2 separate regions of the Homo sapiens genome follow, and region 1 is linked to region 2. The links are chromatin contacts, found by Hi-C or POLR2A ChIA-PET in ENCODE. All regions are on one chromosome and are shown on one strand. Each heading gives the region's core, a stretch centred on a gene start or an enhancer-like site at or near the end of the contact. The rest is flanking DNA. Distances are from core to core; before and after follow the strand shown.

Region 1 (3,513 bases), core at 272-2,771, 86 kb before region 2:
ATATTAGTTGTTTTTACTCATCATATGGGTGTTTATTCGTTGTTTTTACTCATCATATGAGTGTATATTAGTTGTTTTTACTCATCATATGGGTGTTTATTCGTTGTTTTTACTCATCATGTGGGTGTTTATTTGTTGTTTTTACTCATCATGTGGGTGTATATTTGTTGTTTTTACTCATCATATGGGAGTATATTAATTGTTTTACTCATCATATTGGTGTATATTAGTTGTTTTTACTCATCATGTCGGTGTTTATTCGTTGTTTTTACTCATCATATGGGTGTATATTAGTTGTTTTTACTCATCATATGGGAGTATGTTAGTTGTTTTTACTCATCATGTGGGTGTTTATTCGTTGTTTTTACTCATCATATGGGAGTATATTAGTTGTTTTACTCATCATATGGGTGTATATTAGTTGTTTTTACTCATCATATAGGAGTATATTAGTTGTTTTACTCAGCATATGGGAGTATATTAGTTGTTTTTACTCATCATGTGGGTGTTTATTCATTGTTTTTATTCATCATGTGGGAGTATATTCGTTGTTTTTACTCATCATATGGGTGTATATTAGTTGTTTTTACTCATCATGTGGGTGTATATTTGTTGTTTTTACTCATCCTATGGGAGTATATTAGTTGTTTTTACTCATCATGTGGGTGTATATTTGTTGTTTTTACTCATCATATGAGTGTATATCAGTTTTTTACTCATCATATAGGTATATATTGGTTGTTTTTACTCATCATATGGGTGTATATTTGTTATTACCACGAAGTAACTACTTTCTGTTTCCCTTTTTTTCTTTCTTTTTGTGGTAAAACATACATAACACGAAATTGACCATTTTAACCATTTTTAAGTGTACAATTCAGTGGCATTAGCACATTCACTGTATCACATATCCATCACCACCACCCCTTTCCAGAACTGGGTATCATCCCAAAGACTCCATACTGGCCGGGCGCGGTGGCTCACACCTGTAATCCCAGCACTTTGGGAGGCCGACGCGGGCGGATCACAAGGTCAGGAGGTCGAGACCATCCTGGCTAACATAGTGAAACCCTGTCTCTATTAGAAATACAAAATATCAGCGGGCCGTGGTGGAGGGCGCCTATAGTCCCAGCTACTCAGGAGGCTGAGGCAGGAGAATGGCGTGAACCCGGGAGGCAGAACTTGCAGTGAGCCAAGATCGTGCCACTGCACTCCAGCCTGGGCGACAGAGCAAGACTCTGTCTCAAAAAAAAAAAAAAAAGACTCCGTACCAATAGTTATCTCCCCTCCCCTCCTTCTAGCCCTGGTGGCCACTGTTCCACTTTCTGCCTCTATGAATTGACCTGTCCTAGGTACCTCGTAGACGTGGAATCATATAGTATCTGCCCATTTGTATCTGGCATCTTTCACTCGGCGTGTCGTAAGGGTTTATTCACGACGTAGCCTGTGTCGGAACGTCCTTCCTTTTTTTTTTTGAATGTGGCTGCTACGAACACTGATGTATGAGGATGTGCTTGAGTTCCTGCTTTCAGTTCTTTTGCATATACAGCTAAAGGTGAAACTGCTGAATCCTCTACTGACTCTGTGTTTAACTTCTTGAGGAACCTTCACACTGTTTTCCACGGCGGCCACACCATTTACCTTCCCGCCAGTGACGCATGAGAGTTCAGTTTATCCACATCCCACCAACATTTATTTCCCTTTTTTTTTATAAAGGCCACCCTAATGGATGTGATGTCTCACTGTGGTTTTTATTTGCATGTCGCTCATGACGAATAATGTAGAGCATCTTTTCATGTGCTTATTGGCCACGCGTATATCTTTGAAGAAGTGTCTATTTAAGTCCTTTGCCAACTGTTTTTTTTCTTTTTGAGATAAGGTCTCACTTTGTTACCCAGGCTGGAGTGCAGTGACACGATCACAGCTCACAGCAGCCTCAGCCTCCCAGGCTCAGGCCATCCTCCCGCCTCAGCCTCCCAAAGTATTGGGATTACAGGCGTAAGGCACCGTGCCCTGCCCTTCAATTTTTAAACTGGATTATTTGCTTTTCTGTTGTTGAATTATAGGGTTCCTCCTATACTCTGGATATCAACCCCTCGTCAGATACGTGATTTGCAAATACCGACGTCTCCACCCTGAGGTGTTTTATTCCTCCAGAGTGTCCTACGTGTACATTTCACTGTAATGAGGGTCCAGTCGCTCCAGTGTTTCTTTTGCTGCCTTTGCTGCGGTGTCATATCGAAGAAATCCTGGCCAAATACAGCGCCAGGAAGTGTTCCCCTGTGTCTTCTTCTAAGAGTCTTTTTTTTTTTTTTTTTGAGACAGGTTCTCACTTTGTAGCCCAGGCTGGAGTCTGATGGCGCAAACACGGCCCACTGCAGCCTTGACCTCCCGGCTCAGGTGATCATCCCACGTCGACTTCCTAAGTAGCTGGGACTACAGGCACGCCTGGCTAGTTTTTTTATTTATTGCAGAGATGGGGTTTTGCTCTGTTGCCCAGGCTGGTCTAGGACTCCTGGACTCAAGCAATCTACCCATCGCAGCCTCCCAAAGTGCTGGGATTACAGGCACGAGCCGCCTTGCCCAGCCTCTTCTAAGAGTTTTATAGTATTAGCTCTGATGTTTTTGAGTTGGTCTTGCACTCTTAAAGATAACTAACGATTTGGCCGGGTGCGGTGGCTCACACCTGTAATCCCAGCACTTTAGCAAGCCAAGGCAGACAGATCACCTGAGGTCAGGAGTTTGAGACCAGCCTGGCCACCATGGAGAAACCCCGTCTCTACTAAAAATACAAAAATTAGCTGGGTGTGCTGGTGCATGCCTGTAGTCCCAGCTACTTGGGAGGCTGAGGCATGAGAATCGCTTGAACTCGGGAGGCAGAGCTTGCAGTGAGCCGAGATTGTGCCACTGCACTCCAGCCTGGGCGACACAGTGAGACTCCATCTCAAAAAAAAAAAAGTTAACTGATGATTTTAAGGAACCATTCTGAATGCATGGAAAGGTGTCCCGTGTCCTCCTCCGCACCTGTTCCCTGGCTGGCATGTTGCCCCCCTGTGGTGTGGGAGCCCTGCTGGCTCCTGAGTCCTTGGATGTGACACTTGGCTCTTCACTGTTGCTTTCTGCAGCATCTAGACGCTCCGGCCTCGTTGTCTGCATTTCTACCTTAGATCTGGAATCAGTCATTTCTCCAAAAAGCTCGGGCTCCTTTTAGTGTAAAATGTATGTAGAAACCAGTTTTGGGTACAGGGCACTCCCGGCGATGGGATTGGGTCTTGTCTCTAGGCCTTTGCAGTGGACTGTGTGGAAATACACTTTTAAAAATATATATAACATACATCAGAAATTCATACTGAAGCTTTCTATTCAGATCTGGAGTTTTCTTGTAAGCTTAATATGCTTAATTTTGGCCAGGCGCGGTGACTCACACCTGTAATCCCAGCACTTTGGGAGGCCGAGGCGGGCAGATCACGAGGTCAGGAGATCGAGACCATCCTGGCTAACACGGTGAAACCC
Region 2 (3,556 bases), core at 920-3,419:
TCTCGGCCTCGGTGAACTCCATCTCGTCCATGCCCTCGCCCGTGTACCAGTGCAGGAAGGCCTTGCGCCGGAACATGGCCGTGAACTGCTCGGAGATGCGCTTGAACAGCTCCTGGATGGCCGTGCTGTTGCCAATGAAGGTGGCGGACATTTTTAGCCCCCGAGGTGGGATGTCACAGACAGCCGTTTTCACATTGTTGGGGATCCACTCAACAAAATAGCTGCTGTTTTTGTTTTGGACATTAAGCATTTGCTCATCCACCTCCTTCATGGACATGCGGCCCCTGAACACGGCGGCAACCGTCAGGTAGCGGCCATGGCGGGGGTCGCAGGCAGCCATCATGTTCTTGGCATCAAACATCTGCTGGGTGAGCTCGGGCACGGTCAGCGCCCGGTACTGCTGGCTGCCCCGGCTGGTCAGTGGGGCAAAGCCGGGCATGAAGAAGTGCAGCCGGGGAAACGGGACCATGTTCACAGCCAGCTTCCGCAGGTCAGCATTGAGCTGGCCTGGGAAGCGCAGGCAGGTGGTGACCCCACTCATGGTAGCAGACACCAGGTGGTTCAGGTCACCATAGGTGGGCGTGGTCAGCTTTAGGGTTCTGAAGCAAATGTCGTAGAGAGCTTCGTTATCAATGCAGTAGGTCTCGTCTGTGTTTTCTACGAGCTGGTGGACTGAGAGGGTGGCGTTGTAGGGCTCCACCACTGTGTCTGACACTTTGGGCGAAGGCACCACACTAAACGTGTTCATGATCCTGTCTGGGTACTCCTCCCGGATCTTGCTGATGAGGAGGGTACCCATCCCAGACCCAGTCCCCCCACCCAGGGAGTGGGTCAGCTGGAAACCCTGCAGGCAGTCACAGCTCTCAGCCTCCTTTCTCACAACATCCAGCACCGAGTCCACCAGCTCCGCGCCTTCTGTGTAGTGCCCCTTGGCCCAGTTGTTCCCAGCACCACTCTGACCTGTGAGAGAACACAGCTAATCATTTGTCAGCCAGGTAGACAGCACTACTGGTCACCGCCATGCGAAAAAAGCCGAGTGACATGGTGTGAGCTGACCACAGAATTCACCCTGGAGGTAGAGCAAACGGACCCTTCAAAGCCAAAAGACGGCAGCCTGCCCTGCTACGAATTAAGTCAGGGGCCAAACCTGACAGCTTAACAAACCCCTCCCCGGGGGGGCCACTGCCAATTCCCAAGGACAGAGGAACAGCCACTGCCCCAGCTCAGCTCCCTGCAGGGAGATTACGTGTGTGGCGGCTCCTCGCCTCGGCAGACAGCTGGACCTTGCTCCCAAAGCCGATTTAGTAGAGGGGATTGAGTGGCTCAGAGAAGAGGAGGGCGTCCAGGGGCCCCGGCTGCGCAGTTCCCACGGCGGTGCCCTTGGAGCAGCCCCTTGACCTTTGAGCCGCCGCCCAGTCCCCAGCCACGGCTCACCGAAAACGAAGTTGTCCGGCCGGAAGATCTGCCCGAAGGGCCCCGAGCGCACGGAGTCCATGGTGCCGGGCTCCAGATCCACGAGCACGGCGCGGGGCACGTACTTGCCGCCTGCGGGGACGGGAGGGCGTCAGCCAAGGCAGGGGCCGCGGGGTCCCCGGAGGGCGGTCGGGGAAGGGGCCGGGGCCTCACCGGTGGCCTCATTGTAGTACACGTTGATGCGTTCCAGCTGCAGGTCGCTGTCCCCGTGGTAGGTGCCCGTGGGGTCGATGCCGTGCTCATCGCTGATCACCTCCCAAAACTACAAGGGACGCGGGCGGGCCCGGGCGGGCCGGGGCTGAGTCACCGCGGCCGGTGCGCAGGGAGGCAGCCCCGCCCCGGACGGGCGCGGCAGCCCGGCCCTCCCCGCCCCTCCCCCGCCCCGCGCGCCCTGGCCGCCGGGTTCCTGGGGGCTTCGGTCGCCCGGCTCGGCCAATTCCCCGCGGAGGGGGCCCGGCGGCCGCAATGCGGGGGCGCCGCCCGGCCGCTGCTGCCGCCATCTTCCCCGGCCGCCCGCCCACACCGCCCGGCAGGCCCGCCTGGCCCCAGCGCCCCGGCAACTTACCTTGGCGCCGATTTGGTTGCCGCACTGCCCGGCCTGCAAGTGCACGATTTCCCTCATGATGGCGGCGGCGGCGGCGGGGAAGCAGGAGGAAGTAGACAAACAGCAGCAGAAGAGCGGGCGCGCAGAGTGCTACAACCGACGCTCCGCCAACGCTTATATACCCTCCCTGCCCGCCTCCGCTAGTCTCGGAATGGGCTGCCAGAACGAGGCTGGCAAGCTCCCTCGTTTGATTGGCCTTGCCCCCGTCAATCAAGCTGCCTAAGGTCCGCCTTTTTAAGCCAGTTTGGTCTTTATTGGTCAGCCGCAGCCTCCTATCTCCCTATCACAATCCCCCTCCTGGCGCCGCAGTGCTCCGTCCATTGGGTGTTTCAAATGATTGATTTGCCGTCTCATTGGCTGGCTGCCGGGAGCACGCCGCCAGGCTGGCGCTATTGGCTGCGCTGCTTCAGCGTCCTGGTAACCGCCGCAGTGCCGCGGCCGGCGCGCGGACGGGGTGGGGCGCAGGCGCGAGTGCGGGCTTCCGGTCGGGCGGCGGGCAGCTGCGCTGGGGGCGCCGAGGGAGGGCGGGCCCGACGGGCCTCGGGCAAGCGCAGTCTTGGCTCTGAGCCCGGGGCCTTTCGGGAGCCGGGAAGGGCAGGCTCGGTGGCGGCCCCACGTCCAGAGTTGCGCCCTCTCTGGCCTTGCGCCGGGACACGGCATCTGCGCGCTGGGCGGGTTCTGGAGCGGGGTCCGCACGGAGCGAGCCCGGGGCCTCCAGGCCGAGGAGGCTGCGATGCCTTAAAGGCAGGAAGATACACGGGCTCGGGGGCTGCGGCGGTGGAGGGGAGCTCTCCACAGAGCCGCAGAGGCCACGGAGTTTCCTGCTCCCGGGTGCCGCACGCCCACTGCCCTCGCGGTCGCGTGAGGGGAGCACGTGGGGGACGCCGCGCCCCGAGGGCCGGGGCGGAGGGCAGGGGAGGGGAGCGGAGGGGCGAGGCCTCCCCCGCAGCTGCGCGCCCTGCCCTGTTGTGGAGACGGCGCTGGCTCTGCGCCGGTCGCCTTGGTGCCTCGGCCCCGTGAGTGCGCGAGCTCCGTGGAGACCAGGACAGCGCCCAGACCTCCCTCGGCGGGTGGGCCCCGACCTCCGGGCTCCAGGGCCGGTATTCCAACCACAGGTCAGCGCGCTGGGGCTGAAACATACTTCTGTTAATGCTTTTCCTAATTTATGACTTGATTTTTACTTGGGTGGGAAAAGAAACTTAAAATGAATTACATGTGGTTGCGCCTGTTTAAAAACAAACGGGCTGTATTTTTGCAGCATTTTTATTTTACTTAATTTATTATTCTGAGACAGAGTCTCGCTCTGTCTCCCGGGCTGGAGTGCAGTGGCGCGATCTTGGCTCCCCGCCCCCCCCCAGGTTCAAGCGATTCTTCTGCCTCAGCCTCCCCAGTAGGTGGGACTGCAGGCACCCACCACCACGCCGCTAATTTTTGTATTTTTGGTAGAAATGGGATTTCACCATGTTGGCCAAGCTGGTC

The links. A loop is a pair of places that touch in the nucleus more often than their neighbours do. ChIA-PET counts read pairs that join two places held with the same protein, here RNA polymerase II (POLR2A). Pooled maps may share reads with other maps.
Region 1: a map of B cell shows a loop between it and region 2 (19-fold over the local background). The contact joins the enhancer-like site here to the promoter of TUBB4B in region 2. A Hi-C loop is called at or near these places in 1 of 168 maps with a recorded cell type or tissue (B cell) and 6 of 50 pooled maps. POLR2A ChIA-PET finds 5 or more read pairs at or near these places in 9 of 52 experiments (AG04449, GM12878, HEK293 and 6 more).

What each region holds. Positions count from the first base shown.
Region 1 is chr9:137,324,884-137,328,396 of GRCh38, reverse strand. All of the region lies in intron 17 of EXD3 (exonuclease 3'-5' domain containing 3), which reads left to right. Among named protein-coding and RNA genes, the nearest start is that of NRARP, 24 kb to the right of the region's middle. Within about 2 kb of position 1,521, at least 3 of the 41 ENCODE cell types and tissues checked have a DNase peak (open chromatin) inside an H3K27ac peak, as active enhancers do; they include B cell, where a contact is called at or near this core.
Region 2 is chr9:137,239,900-137,243,455 of GRCh38, reverse strand. It overlaps TUBB4B (tubulin beta 4B class IVb), which reads right to left and starts at 2,169. Exons shown (of 4, transcript NM_006088.6): 1 at 2,039-2,169; 2 at 1,627-1,735; 3 at 1,435-1,545; 4 at 1-960. The coding sequence starts at 2,095. RefSeq lists silencers at 1,765-1,994, 2,325-3,144.